Linked DNA regions of Mus musculus: region 2 is linked to region 1. Evidence: chromatin loops called from intact Hi-C (ENCODE). Cell type or tissue: heart. All regions are shown on one strand.

The links. A loop is a pair of places that touch in the nucleus more often than their neighbours do. Peaks named below come from ENCODE experiments on the same cell type or tissue, not always from the same donor. Only the 100,000 strongest peaks of a DNase experiment are listed, where the experiment ranks them.
Region 2: a loop joins it to region 1, with 2.7 times the contacts of the local background. A loop is called at or near these places in 7 of 42 quality-filtered maps.

What each region holds. Positions count from the first base shown.
Region 1 is chr6:73,224,846-73,232,845 of GRCm38, forward strand. Gm40377 (a long non-coding RNA gene) reads left to right here. Exons shown (of 3, transcript XR_869180.3): 3 at 886-989. Among named protein-coding and RNA genes, the nearest start is that of Gm40377, 6.0 kb to the left of the region's middle. In heart, a CTCF peak has its summit at 3,200 (motif pointing left); a DNase peak (open chromatin) is centred at 3,776.
Region 2 is chr6:72,654,633-72,662,632 of GRCm38, forward strand. All of the region lies in intron 3 of Tcf7l1 (transcription factor 7 like 1 (T cell specific, HMG box)), which reads right to left. It overlaps Gm31391 (a long non-coding RNA gene), which reads left to right and starts at 624. Exons shown (of 4, transcript XR_003956315.1): 1 at 624-1,438. In heart, a CTCF peak has its summit at 3,583 (motif pointing left); DNase peaks (open chromatin) are centred at 899, 1,721, 5,168, 5,719 and 1 weaker place; H3K4me3 peaks cover 835 bases; H3K27ac peaks cover 4,792 bases.

The sequences.
Region 1 (8,000 bases):
TTCAAATCCTATTTCGTTGGCTCCTAAGAAACCTGGCAAGTACATCTGGCTGTGTCTTCTTGACCATGGTAGAGGCAGAAGAAGAAACATCTATGCGCTGATGACCCGGGAGCATGGCGTATGGCAGCTGGGGTCCTGACAGGAGCTGCTGTGATCTGTAAACATTTTCCATGCTTCCTTTCAGCTTTTAAAACTGTACACAATAAATATGCAATAAACACCTGTCTTAGTTAGGGTTTTACTGCTGTGAACAGGCACCATGACCAAGGCAAGTCTTATAAAAAAACAACATTTAATTGGGGCTGGCTAACAGGTTCAGAGGTTCAGTCCATTATCATCAAGGTGGGAGCATGGCAGTATCCAGGCAGGCATGGCACAGGAGGAGCTGAGAGTTCTATGTCTTCATCCAAAGGCTGCTAGTGGAAGACTGACTTCCAGGCAACTAGGGTGAGGATCTTATACCCACACCCACAGTGACACACCCATTCCAACCAGGTCACACCTATTCCAACAAGGCCACACCTTCAGATGGTGCCACTCCCTGGTCCAAGGATATACAAACCATCACAACACCAGACCTTATTTCTCAGAGCTAGGGACAGCCTAAGTACCCCTTGATCAACATTTCCTCATTTCTCCCTACTCCCAAACTGGCTTTCTTATTGAGTAGTTAATTGCGATTTTGAAAAACACCCAGAATGTCCGAGTTAGTTTTAACTGTCAACTTGGCAGAGCCACCTGACGCAGTCATCTTAGAAGGCAGTCTCAATTGAGTAACTACCCAGATCAAACTAGACTGTGGGCATGCCTGTGGAAAGAATGTTTTGATTGTTAATTGGTATACAAGGGCCAAGGCCACTGTGGGTGACACCATTCCCTTTGCAGGTTGTCCCAGGCTATGTAAGCTAAACATGAGCCTGAGCAAGCCAGCAGGCAGTGCTCCTCCATGGTTTCTGCTTCAATTTCCTGCTTGGGTTCCTGCCCTGACTTCCCTCAATGATGAACTATGACCAGGAAGTGTAAGCCAAATAAATGCGTTTTTCCCTAAAGCGGCTTTTGGTCTGCATGGGCTTTTTTGGTTGTTTTGGGTCCTTTTTTTTTTTTTTCCAGCCACAGAGTGTGACTAGAAAACAGATTCTAGCCAAAGACAGCTAGATTGTAAAGAGGCTCGGGGAGTAGAAGTAACCTGTGAGAGAAGCAGTGTTCTGTACTGTGTGGACCACTGTTGATCACTGCACCTGCCCAGCTATTGTTTGCTATTAACACTAAAAGATGCCAGCCAGGCACGGTGGCACAGACATTTAGCCCCAGCACTCAGGAGACAGCCTGGTCTATAAGGTGAGTTCCTGGACATCCAGAGTTACACAGGCAGATAAATAAGCAAATACATAAATAAATGACATAGAATATGCCACCACAGCATCAGAGATGCAGCCCACGTTCCCCTTCTTTGGTAGCCATAATCTCTCATTCTGCCTGTGGGTTTTTTTCTCTCGGGTTACTTGACCTGTGAAATGGAACAGTCTATCGTCCCAGTTGTCAGAGAGACACGTAGTCTTTCCCCAAGGATTTCATTACTTACCGCAACAGAAATTACAAGTAGACACCATTACTAAAAGCACTTTTTAAAAAAGAAAAAGGCTAGGAGGCTCCGGTGGTATCTCAGCTGGTAATGTGCTTACCTTGCAAGCATGAACAAGACTTGAGTTTGCTGCCTAGAATCCACACGTGGGACCCTGGTAACGCTCGTGTTGGGGAAGCAGAGGCAGGCAGATTCTTGGGGCTCTCTAGTCAGCCACCCCAGCTTAATCAGTGAGCCTCAGGCCAACTAGAGACCTCCAAGGTGAACAGGGCCTAAGGAACACCACCCGTGGCATGCACATGCACTCACACTCACACTCACACTCACACACACAGTCACACACACACTCACACACATAACAGTCACACACAGTCACACACACATACACACACTCACACACACAATCACACACACTCAAACACACACACTCATACATACACTCACATACACATACATTCACACACATACACATTCACACACACAATCATACACACAACTCACACACACACTCACACACATAACACAGTCACACACAGTCACACACACATACTCACGCATTCACACACACTCATACACACACACTCATACATACACTCACACACACTCACATACACATACACACACACATTCACTCACATTCACACACATACTCATACATTCACACACACTCATACACACATACATACACTCACACACTCACATACACACACATACATTCACACACACACACATTCACACACACACTCATACACACTCATACACACACACACACACACGCACAGATATGACTTCATTTTTATAAGCGCTGACTTCATATAAACTCAGAAAGTATATGGTAGAAAGCCATAAATGTTCATGACATACATCTGTGTGATAGCCTTTGGCTTTTTATATTTTAAAATAAAGACTTTATGCTATTCTAAATATCAGAAAAGTGAGTGGGTGTAAAACTGACACAAGAAGGTACAAACTTTGGCAGAAATCAGGGTGGAACAGATCAGGGACAGGGTAATTTAACCTTCAATGAAAAGAAATGGTATCTGGCCCAAGAGATGGTCCAGTGGCTAAGCAGGCTTGCTGCCACAGCTGACAGCGGAAGTTCGACTCCCCAAACCCACACAGTGGAAGGGAAGAGCTGATTTCTGCAAGTTGTCATCTGACCTCCGCCACCACATACACAAAATAAATATTTAAAACCCCTTAAAAAAAACCGAGTCTGTTCTATGACAGTGAGAGGAAGATGGAGGGTGAAGTGAGCAAATCGGAAGATTTAGGTAGGGCCAGGTTCTATTTTCTTTATGAAGCAGGAGATATGAAGAAGGATAGATGGATAATGGTAAGGGAGAATTTAAATTTCAGGTCCTGTAGACCTTTGGAAATTGTGTTTACGGTTGTGTATACATATTGTTTTCTATAAATGTGATCACTTCTTAAAGGACTCTGTGATCGATTTTTCCTCAGACCTGGGAAGGTGGTCTCTATCTCTTAGCTTTGTGTGTGTGTGTGTGTGTGTGGGGGGGGGGGGGGGGGCGTCGGCTTTGCAAGGTTTCCTGATGCATAGTTTGTTCCTTTGGCGCCATCTTGTGGTCAAATGAATATACTACAAAATAAGTTAGGAATTGTGGCTCTAGTAGTTTCTTAGACTTGTAAAAAACTTGAGAGATTAGTTTCTCAGAAGTTATGAAAGTCAATAATTATTACTATATTTTCTTGTAGTTGAGACATTGTTTATATATATATACATATATACATATATACATATATACATATATACATATATACATATATACATATATACATATATACATATATACATATATACATATATACATATATACATATATACATATATACATATATACATATATACATATATACATATATACATATATACATATACACACACACACACACACACACACACATATATATATATATATATATATATATATATATGATAAACCATGGTCAGTCTTGGGTAGTTCTATTCTGGGAATTAAAAGTTTTTGGAAGGGAAACATCCCCTTTTCTTCAGAGGATTCCAGTGTGCAATCAAGTCCCAGAGCCTCTGGCTTAAGTCCTTAATCTTCACAGTGTGGTTTGCGGGCTAGTAGCATTGTGTCATCTGGAACTTGTTAGATACACAGGCTCTAACTTCCTGCCTCCAACTCCCGAGTCAGCCAGCACCACATTTCGAAAGCAGCAATTCCTGCATGTTAAGTTTTAAGGGCTGTCCTGGACAAAGGGTCTCTAGAGTACTCAAGTTAGGAGTGGTGCCCAGCAAGTAGGCGTTTCCTCCCCTCCCTTCTTTCCTCTCTCCCTCCCTTCCTTTCTCTCTTTCTTTCTTGTTGTTGCAAATATTTAATCTCAATCAGGGGTTTCTACCCAGCCTTTGATCATTCAGTTCTCAGATAAAAGATACACAACCTTTATATGCACTAGAGCTGGGTAGGTATCTACCCTCTGAGCTATTAGAATCTATTTCCCCATCAGTAACCCCGAGTTATAACTTGCTGTGTTCCAACTGGGCAGCTCTTAACTCCAGTTGGCCATTCCTTGGGGCCATGTTTTCATGACACACCCACCCCATAGCATCTTCTCCTCTCTCCGTATCCCCACCCTGCTCCCAGGGCTCCTGCCTCAGACTCCCAGCCAGGGAACCAAAACCCCACCTACCTCTCTTCTGCCCAGCTATAGGGTGTCAGCATCTTTATTCAACCAATAGTTTTAAGTTAAGTTAGTTAGTGGATTCACTAATCCCTGGAGGCAACCAGGCGTTGAGGGCCAGTATTTAGCATTACAACACATAGCAAAAGACAAAACCTCAACTGCCTTCCTTCCTTCTTTCCTTCCTTCCTCTCTTTTTCTTATAACACAGTGTTTGTCTGTGTAGCTTCTTGGCTATCCTGGAACTCTGTAACCAGGCTGGCTTTGAACTCAAGAGATCCGCTTGCTTCTGCCTTCTAAATGCTGAGATTAAAGGCTGCACCACCATGCCTGACTGGGTTTCTCCTGCAGAACGTATGTTACTCTATGACCCTGTGAGAAGACTTTTACTGTAAGAAATCCCGTCTGTGGCAGAGCCATCAGCTCTCTTCTGCAGTATCCTCACGATCTCCTTTAACACATTTGAGGACAATAGCATTCTTCCCTCATTTCTTCTCTGAGCCTTTACCCTCCTAAACACCCTGTGTCTTAGGTCTACGTACAACACTTTTGCAGAACTTTTTTCTGGTAATTCCACAATAAAAATGACTGTCAGAACTGAGGGTGACCAATCTTCTGACTGATAGAAAGTAACAAGGAGCCACAAGAAACTCTAGAAAGAAAAATGATTCTCTTCTATGTTTGTTATGTCATAACATATCTGTAAACTCAAAGTCCCTGTTCCTGCCCCTGCTACTGTCGCTTACTCTTTTCTGATTGGCCACATCATGCTGAAAGAACCTAGTGGGGAAACCCCCACTCAATTGTCGTTCGGCACGCACCCAAGAATCACGAACAGACAACCACGAACAGACGACCATCTTGATGTAAAAGCATGAGGTAGTTTAATGACGGAGCTCCGGGCCGACACATATCTCTCGCAGGAGACAGAGGTGTCGACCACATGGTGGAGCCATAATGGCGGAGCTCTGGTTCGAAACTTATCTCACACAGGAGACAGTGGTTTCGACCCCGAGGCTTGGAAGCTAGGGACTTTTATAGAAAAGGGGTGGGGCTGGGGGAGGAATTGGTGCGGTTTCACATGATTGGTCCATTTAAACATCAACAGACTGTCAGAAGGGCGGGAGATAGGGAGGTACCAGGCCAGTCAGGACAGGTAATGATGGGCCTGCCCGGGCATGTCCCGGCCTGTTCTGCTATTTTTTTTAGCCCCAGGTTTTAAAGCTCACAAACAACTCTTTGGGCTATTTGACATATTTCCTTTCAATGCCTCCTGACATCCTTGCATGTTATGATCATTCCTTAAAACTAAGCAAGTTTCCCTGTTAGCCAGTCCCAGGCGAGTCCTTCTCTCCATATGTTAGCCTAACATCTCACTCCATCACCTGTCTTTGGGCTGCTGCGCCTGCCAACAGTACCCCACTCTGGCTTCCTTTGGGTCATTTGAACTACATGTGTAGCTACCCCGTCTTTGGGTGGCCATTTCATTTAAAGCAGTGGTTCTCAACCTGTGGGTCATGACTCCTTTGGGGGGAAGGGGGTTACATGTGAGATATTTAAATTATGATTCATGATAGTAGCAGAATTACAGCTAGGAAGTAGCACTTAAATAATTTTATGGCTGGGGGTGGGGGTCACCTCAACATGAGGAGCTGTATTAAAGGGTCACAGCATTAGAAATGTTGAGGACCACTGGTGTAGGGTCTTTCAGAGACATCCAGTGCCATCGTTTTCACCGGCCCCTTTACTTTAGGAATTGAAATCACCTAAAGTTGGCCAAAATTTCTTGCCTACAGGATGTACAGTGCCTCTGAGAGAATTTTGCAATATTTGTTGATTTTGAAAGCTGGGGATGGATCTGGAGAGAGGTCTAAGCTGCGAGGAGCACTTAGAGGACAGGGGTTCAAGTCCCAGCGCCCACAGAGCAGTCCAAAACCACCTGCAACTCCAATGCCAGGGGACTCTGACTCCTTTTCTGGCCTACAAGGGCAACAGATGTTCATTGGCTTTTAAAACCATTTGATCAAAGGCACAAGGATATTTTTTTATAAGGAACTTGTTCTTAGCTTTTTAAAGAGGGTGTGTTCAAATAAAATATAATATAGATTGATATAACCGATAAGGTAACGAGGTAAAGCTATCTGTTTTGAATGAATAGTGTGTTAAATACAATTAATGAAACATGGGTCACAGATATACATTACCTCATTTTGTTCAAAAGAATGGTATACTGTCCAGGCAAACGTATAAAACACAGGCTATATAGTGTCTAGTCTGTTCAAACAGTGTAATATAGAATCTGTATATATACAATATCTTGTCCATATATGTAGCACACAGCACAGGTCAGCTAACTGTATACTCTGGGTTGAATTCAGATTGCTACCTGGTTTTATAAATAAAGTTTTATTGGGTCAGTGTGCCACTTTGTTTACATACCTGTTCACAGCTGGTTTGGTCTTCAACAGCAGAGGGCAGAGGGCCCTGCTGGGTGTTTGTTGAATGGCTTCTGATCATTAAGCTCCCTCAGAACCATGGAGACCAGCAAGCACTCCATAGATTTGTTTTCTTGTGGGCTGGTTAGTGTCAGGGTACAGACCCTGGGAAGCCCTAGCAAGCTAGACTTGACCATCCATCTTGGATAGGTCACTTAAATAAACAAGCAATGCAAAACACTAGAAAGGTGAGATTTACTCAATGTGGCTGCACTGGAGAGAAGAGAGAGAGAAGTCCAGGACTCCCCAAGTCCATACTCAGGGTTTCAACAAGAGGCTTGGCTTCCAGTGGGAAGCCAGAGGTGTGTATGGCTAAGCCTTCCTGGCCAAGGTGCGATTCCACCGGCACTGTCTGGGCTCCGGGCTCTCCTGCACGGCAGTCTTAAGTCTGAACCCAATGAAAACTCTTTCTGGGAGACAGGCTCCCTCTCTGGCTGCCTTCAGCCTTCTCCCTCTTCCAGCATTAGATTCCATGAGAAATGCCAATTTCCTGGGGGCCACTTGTCTACTCTGGTAGGCAAAGAAGATCAAAAGCAAGCGTCTCTTTGGAATATTCTCATCCCCGCTAAGGTGGTTACGTACAGAACAGCTTCCTTTCAGTACACGCCTCTCCAGTCCGCTCAGTGTTTTATTTGTCAACTGTGTTTACAGTGAAAGAAAACCCCTCCCTCCTTGCCGTGGGAAAGGTCAACAGCCACGTAGACCTAGGAGGTCGCCAAGTTTTGTGGACAATAAAGGGGCAAGCTAGTTAGCCATTAACCAGCAAACAACATAATTTTGCTCCATTTTGACCTTGGTGCCTCTCTTTGCAGAAGGCGTTTGCCCTGCCATTTCTGCCCTGGGAGGTAAGGCAGATGTCCCCTTCCTCTCTCTAACCGGATCTAACCGGATCCAGGCAGCAGCAGTTGGAATTGGGGCAGTTGGATCCCAGCCACTTGAGGTAGAACAACGCGGCAGGCAACTTAGCAGCCAGTGGATCTGGGATGGGTGGGGCTGGTGACAAATTTACCTCGGCACCTTGCTATTTACTGGTGGCCTCTAAAGGCACTGATGCCCTTATTATTTTATACTTATCGGCACAGAGTTGTGAAAGTATTAAGATATTTTGGGAAAGCTTGAGGAACAGAGTTGTATGAGAACTAATGGGAAAGAAGAGGTCATTTGAGGTCATGAGAGGTGATAACTGACAGCTATTAGGGCGAAGAACTTCATACTTTCTCACCCAAAGCTAGTACTGATAGGTAAAAGTCACAGAT
Region 2 (8,000 bases), 570 kb before region 1:
CACCTGTGGAGGCAAGAGGTGACCTTTGTGGAGTTGGTTCCCTTCTTCCACCTTTCTGTGGGTTCTGGGGTTAGCTCCTCAGGTTAGAGAATTCCTCTATGTGCTGAGCCATCTCTCCAGCCTCCGGGGTTTCTTTGTTTCCTGGTTGTTGCTAATGTGGGTGCTGGGGATTTGAACTCAGATCTTCAGGATTGTGTAGAAAGCACTCTTCCCTACGAGCCACTTCCCCAGCCCTAGTATTCTAGTTCGTCTTGTTAGGGAAGGGAGATTTTAGTCCTAATTGTTCTCATCGGAACAGCCGTTGAATCTCTTGGCGTCCACCAAAAAAAAAAAAAAAAAAACAACAACAACAAAAAAAACATGGCCATGTGGCCTCTCCTATTAGACTCATTCATGAGATGCATGCGTAGCGATTGATTTTCTTCTCAGCAAGTGTTTTTGCATTCCCTGGGTGAGCTCTACTGGGCTACCCTGGTGTGCCATTTCTTGTACTTTACTGTGGTATGCTGATCAGAGCGCCACCTTTTCTATGTAAGGCGTATGAAAGATGTTTTCTTTTGGGCGACATTTCTCACAAGTGTTGCTTTGGACGCTACTTTGGCTTTATTAGAGGAGTACGGTACCTCTTTTCCTTAAAGTTCTGCAATCTCTCTTTGGTTCTCAGCCCTTCCCAGAGTCCCCCTAGGGCTAAGTGCTCGGCCAGGTGGGCTGCTTCCGCTCGCTCGCCTCGGGCCTGGGGAAGGGTCCCTCCGAAGGATGCTCCCTAGGGGTTAGAACCCGCTTTCCTGCAGCGGGGCGGAGACCTGTCCTACACAATCCTCACTCTGCTCCGGGAGACCCAGCAGCAGATTAATTGCAGCTGTGCCCTGGAATTTCCCCAACACACAAATCTTCCTGATGTAAAACAGCTGGGAGGAAATCCCAGCATGCCCTGGGCAGAGGCAGAGCTGCCAATGAGCTATAGAGATTAACCCTCAGACTCCCGGAGAGCAGTGAGGGCCCCTGCTCCAGAGAGGCCCACATTGTCTCACCCCACTCCGTGTGCACGGGACCCCCTGGCGTGCCCACAGACTCTGAATGCTCGACAAGGAAACCCTTTCTGCAGGACCTGAGCACCAGAGAAAAATCACGGCTTCTTGTCACAGAATGCACCAGGACAAGGCTCCCAAATGAGCTTACTCAAGTGTGGGGCTCGGAAAACCACTCCTTCCCCCAAAGTCCAGCTCCCGGAAGCCCTCCACTTCTTCCATGGACACTGGCAAAGGACAGAGTCCTTTGCACCTTTTCAGGCTAGGAAAGCAACCCTCCCCCTCTGGTCCCCACTGGTGAACAGTGACTCGCCTGACCTCAAGCTAGGACTCCTTTGAATAAAGTCCAAGGATTCCTACGCCTTACTCAAAAGATGCTACAACTGCTGTCACCAAGAGACAAGACCAAGGTAACAAACACCCCTCATGCCCCCACCCCTGGAGGGCTTCAAATACAGTGAGACATTGCCCTCTCAAAGGACTCGGTCTCTCTTTGTAACCCAGGTTTGTCTCCAACTCCCAGTCACACCCCTTGCTCAGTCTCCTGAGTGCTGGTATTGTTATAACAGGTATGCTCTACCACACCCAGCCCTGCCCTCTCTCTGTCTCTTGTGTGTGAGCATGCGTTCATCAAGGCCAGTGGCCAACCTTGGCCAACTGCTCCTGAAGGAGCAGTCCACCTTGATTTTTGCGATGGGGGTTCTCACCGAGACTGAAGCTGGTTTATTGGGCAAGGGTGTTGACCTCGAACCCCAGAGATCGCTGGTCTTCCCCCGTGATTAAAGCACGAGCCACATGGCTTAGCTTTTATGTGGGTGTGGAGTCGGGTCCTCGTGTCTGCATGGTAAATGTGGTCCTCAGTGACCCGTCTCCGCAGCCACTCCTCTTCCCACGTTAGCAACAACTAACGTGGAGGCTGGTGAGATGGCTCAGCACATAGAGGAATTTCAAACCTCAGGGGCTGGGTTTGATCCCCAGAATCCACGGAAAGGTGGAAGAAGGGAACCAACTCCACAATGGTCACCTCTTGCCTCCACAGGGGACAAGCAGACGGTGTGGAACAATGGATGCTTGTCCTCTGTGGATAAGCTAAGTGTTCCTCACTGCACTGCACCTGTACCACTGAAAAAACACCAGTTAGTCACCCTTTCCTAAGAGCCTAACTGGTTGTATTCAGTGATTCAGGGATAAAAAAAACCAACAAGCCAGGCCCACCAATCCTCAGGCTTCCTTCCTTGCTGTCTCCCAACACCAGCTCACTTTAACTTCTTGCTGGGCTGTAGGGTCTTATTTTGTTCTGCTGGTCCGCATGTTTGCATCTTCTGCTTGTGAGAAACTAGCTTTGCTCAGAGCCCAGACTCAAAGCATTCTCACGATGGAACGGTTATTGTCTGTATCCTTTGTCCTCTGGCCTCCGCAGGGGTCATGCCTGTTTAACTATGATGCCCATGTCTGTAACACGGAAGGGATTTATTTGGGCTTATAGTTACAGGGGTGTTTCAGTTCACCATGGGTGGGGAAGGCAGGTCAGAGTTCTGAGCAGCAGGCGGTACAGCTCCTAACATCTCCCAGAGGAAGGACTCGGAGTACTGCCTGGAACAAGAGGTGCGTTTACCCTACAATGCCCCCTGCAGCGATGAGTCTACTAGGTAGACACCTCGTCTTAAACATTTCTCATTCTCTCCAAACAGCATCACCAGCTGGAGCCCAAGTGTTCAAACATAGTCTGTAGGGGGACTTTCCACATTCAACCCATGACAGCAATCACCAAGTACTGAAATCCTAACCCACTTTGTTCTGACAAATGTGGTAGGCCCACTTCTATAATGGGGTTGGCCAGTCTATCACAGTACCCTTTGGACATATGGTCCATATGGAAGGGAGCCTGTTTCATTTTCTTCTCTTTTTTTGAGGCAGTGTCTATGTTTCCCAAATGCTGGCATTAAAAGTGTGCACCACCATTGTCCAATTTATTCAACTTGAGTGACTGGACTTTACTGAATAACTCCTTTAGTACTGCGAGGATTCAGAGGAACAGCACAGAGTATGTGTGCCCAACTCTGCTGATTCCTAGAAGTCTGTTTAAGACCCTATATCTAGTAAGGGATGGTGACTCACACCTGTAATTCCAGCACCTGGAGCCTGAATCAATCAGTAAGGTCACCTCTCCCCCACCACATGGGGTGGGGGAGCATGGTCCCCTATCTCCCCCAGAAACACACATAGATCACTCTATGTCTATAAATGCACCAGCTCTCTGGGAGCTGGAGAGATGCCTCAGTGGTTAAAAGCACCCGTCTTCTGCAGAGGACGCATCTTCAGGTCCTGGCACCCACAAGGTGGCACACAACCATCTGTAAATCCAGTTCCTACCCCCTCTCTGATGTCTGAGGACTCACGTACATACCTAATACACATAACACAGAATAAATATTTTAAAGAAGAAAATACAGGCTAGAGAGATGGCTCAGAGGTTAAGAGAACTGACTGCTTTTCCTGAGGTCCTGAGTTCAGTTCTTAAAAACCATCTGTAATGAGATCTGGCGCCCTCTTCTGGCCTTCAGGCATACATGCAGGCAGAACGCTAGATACATAATAAATGTTTAAAAAAGAGGAAAATACACCAACCAGTCTTAGTAGCATAAAGACAAAATACCTCCCCAGATTGGGGTAGGGGTGGGGGGAAACTACTTAAATTTCTGAAATCACTTTAGAGAGCAATGAAAGAAAAAGAAAACATTTTATTTTGACTCTTACTTGCGTCCCTAATTTTCTTTATAAAGCGAGTGGCTCTAAGCGTTTGCATCAATGCACTGGACAGCACTAAATCCCAAACACAACCTCTTTGTTCCACCTCACTGTCGATGAAGGCCATGTTCCTTCCTGAGGCTGCTGGATAGGCGAATCCTCCGAAATAAATTCAATTTGCAAGTCCATAGGGATCTATAATAAGCTACTTCTGGACTTAATACAATAGATAATTTTCTGTGGAAAAGTTCTTTTTAAAAAAATCATACTTTGGGGGCTGGAGAGATGGTTCAGCAGATAGACAGCGTTCTGCTTTTCCGGAGGACGTGCGCTCAGATATCACCACACACTTCAGGCAGCTCACAACCACCTAAACTCCAATGCCAGGGCATCTGACCCTTACTCCTGGACACTGGGATGGCCGGATGGACAGACAGGCAGGCAGGCACACACACACACACACACACACACACACACAAACACACACACAGGGTAGGGAGGAAGAGATACATATTCATGCATGAATAAAACATGAGTCTTAAAAAAATAAACAGATTCTTTTACTGCTTTAAAACCAGCAACAACAAAAAGGCTGGATTGTTGTGGCTGGCACACGCCTTTAATCCCAGCACTTGGGAGGCAGAGGCAGGTGGATTTCTGAGTTCCAGGCCAGCCTGGACTATAGAGCAACAGGACAGCTAGAGCTGCATACAGAAACCCTGTCTTTAAAAACCAAGTTCTTCCCCCCCCCCCCTTTTCATTCAGACCAAGGTTTAGCCAACGAATATTTTGGAAGCTCTGGTGCACACTCCACCTTGTCCCAAGCGACTTCTAGCTGTTCGTATCTCTGTTCCAAAGAATCCGGTTGTTTCTCCTACCAGAAGTTGAGCTAAGGTTTGATTTAGAAAGCTAGCTCTCCAGTGGATCCGCAGAGCACCAGGGTCTCGGGCTCCATCCAACATCTCTGTTCTCAGTCACCTCCCATATAAACCAGGGGTGCTTAGCTCTATCAATCTAAAGACAAGGCCTGGCCCAGAAGGTCTCCTAGAGGAGGAAAAACAAGCACAAAACCAAAGCAGATGCAGACGTTCCTCTAAAAACAAAGGCCCCATCAAGGTGCTCAGCAAAGCAGGTGTCCCAGCTGACACCACTAACAAAGGGTGGATCTGGGAGGAACCTTATTTCTCGGGACCTGTCCTCACCGACAGAGATCAACCACCTCGATGGTGTGGCAGTCACAACAGAGAGGACCAAGTGGCTGCTGGACACTTAAGAAAATTAGGAAGTGGATTTGTGAGACGGCCCGGCAGTTAAAACTATCTGCCGCCAAGTCCCGATGACTTTAGATCTCAGGAATCTGCCTGGTAGAGGGATGGAAATGACTCCCACAAGTTGTCCTTTGACCTCCATGTACCCCTCTCCAGTGAATAAACATTTAAACATATATAGATAGATAGAAAGTGACATCACTGTTTTCCCTCAGCTACTAAGATGCTGAAGTAGGTCAGTTGAGCCTAGAGGCTCCAGCACAGCCTGTGTGACGTAGCAAGTTCCTGTCTGAGTGGAGAAGGGACTGCACATGGACTCATCAATTTTAGTTATCTTTATTTACGAGCAAAACCAGGGCTAGAGTGAGCCGATCTTGGAAGCTCTAACAGCTCAAGTGTTTTCTGGGGGAGACGTCCCACTTGGTGGGTGCTCTAATCAAAACCCTTACTACTGCTTTCTACGCACCAGAGTCTGTTGTGTAGCATTTGTGGTATCTGTGGTGTGAATAGTCCCACCACAGTTGGTTTTGAGGTACTATGGTGAGTCACTGTGAGAGGTGGGAAGAGACACTCACAGTTGGCCTGGTACCAACTGGCTGGCCACACACCACTGATGCTAGGCAGGAGTGGAGGGGGTGGGGGTGGGGATTTTTAGCCTGTCCTGACTTGTTAGGATTATTGGCTCTATTCCTAGATGGCTGGAAAGCGGTATATGCTGTGATTGGTGGATGTGGGCCTGAGGTCAGACTGGAGACCTGGACATGCAGCCTTGCACATCTTTCTGGCAGCTCCATGCTCCTTCTCAAAGGAGCAGGGGAAACTCTGTCCTCTGAACACCGGGCATGGACAGCCTGATGGCATAGACCATGGGAACACTTGGCGCAAAGCCCTAGGCTTAAGATGAAAAGGCCAGTCGGGTGTGGTGGCACACGGTACGGAGGGCACAAAGAACTCAAGTTCAGAGGCAGATCGTGAGATCCTGTTTCCCAAAGGAATGAATAACTGAACCCACCAAAGCCAATGCTGAGCCTGATCTTATGCCCTCACTGAGTAGCCTGCAGGTCTCTGGGTTAAACTGCCTTCGCCTGGCCTTGACCTTGGGCTGCTGGACCTGAGCAATTTCTGCACTCAGTGCCTGATCATGAAAAGAGATGGAGAAAGTGCACATGGGCCTGACCCCACTCTTGCCCTATGGCTGACACCTCTCACACCAGCTCTCCCTGTGGCCCACACTTGGTCACCCTCGCCCACAGCACATCTTTTTCCCAGTTGAGGCCAGCTGCCTCAGCCCTCTGGGTGTAGAGCCCATGTTCTGGCTCCGGCCCTTAACCTTCAGCTCTGTTCCCTCAGCTTCACTTATGGCCCTTGCCTTGGTCTCCTCACCACACAGGAGAGAACTGGGTCCATATCTGCTTCTTACCCAGTTGCCAGGTTGAGGCTGACAGCTACCTGGTGTCCAAGATGTCAGAGTACCACACTTCACTTCAGGCTCACAGTTTGTGACAAGTCAGCGCGTTCTTGCTCCTCCTCTGTAATGAATATACCTGGCTTCCATGAACACTCATCACCGGCCCTTGTGTGGATACAGGGATCATGGGACATGTTTCTAGGTGTAAGGGGAATGAGTAGTTCAGTGTATGAACATGTAGACCTATTTAGAGAACTTAGCACTACTCTCGGCAACGTAGGAGAGCGCTTACATCTCCACACTCCCGTCTGCACAGGTTAGTAACCATTCTGACCTTTGCATTGAACTGGTATCTCAGTGAGTATCTCTCTTGGATATCTTTGTTTTTGCTTTTGAGACAAGGTTTCTTTAGGTAGCCCTGGCTGTTCTGAAACTTGCTCTGCCCACCAGGTTGGCTTCAAACTCATGGAGATCCAATTGTCTCTCTGCCTCCCAAGTGCTGGGATTAAAGGGTGTGCCACCACTGTCCATAAGGTTCATGCATCACACAGTAGCAACAGGAAACAAAGCTATTAAGGTAACCTCATATTAATAATTTTCACCCTCACACACACACCTTCAGCTTACTCAGCCGGAAATGTCAAGTTCTGCCTTAGCATCTCTTGCTGCTTCCCATGGGCAGCAGCATTCTCCAGATTCTAGACACTTCTGCAAGTGTGCCTTCTGCCTGCACCTGGAGAACCTTGGGGTGGCAACCTGCTTGTTTTGTTTTTTGTTTTTTGTTTTTTTCTTAAAGGTTTCTTTTTAATTATGTGCATGCACGCGAGTCTGTGTGCAGGTATGTGCCCATGAATGTGGTGCCTGCGGAGGTCAAAAGAGGACACTGGGGCTCTGACTGGGGAGTTACAGGACAGTGCGAGTGGCCCAGCGTGGGCTCTGGGAGCTTAATTCTTCACACACAGTCACTCTCTTAACCCACGGGTGCTCTCTCTCTCTCTCTCTCTCTCTCTCTCTCTCTCTCTTTCTCCTCTCCCCCCCCCCCCCCCAGCAGGATTTCATACTGACCTTAAATTCCTGATCCTCTTGCCTCTGCCTCTCAGGGATTACAGACATGTTCTTACAGACATGTTCTATCAGGTCTGGCTTATGTGATGCTGAGGATTGAACCGTGGAGGCAAGCACTCTACCCACTGAGCTACACTTCTAGTTTAAGCGACTTGGTTTGAAGGGAGCTGGTAGAGGGGCTGTGAAATGCATTAGCAGCTCCCTTTGCCTGAGATGGACCAAACGCCACTCCCAAGGATCAGGGTGGTGGGTAAAGCCGGAAAGGTCCCAAATGCTCTCTCCACCGTGTCACCTCTGCTGCAGCCCACATTCGCCAGCCCATCTTTCACGTCCCATTAGAAACACCTTCCAAACTATACAACTAAATAACTGGTCCCGCTGATGGTTCAGGAGAGAGAAACCGCAAAATACGAAAGCCCGGTGATGACTTGGATTTGAGCGACAAAGCTCAGTAGAAGTCTGATGTGAATCTCTGTAATGTCA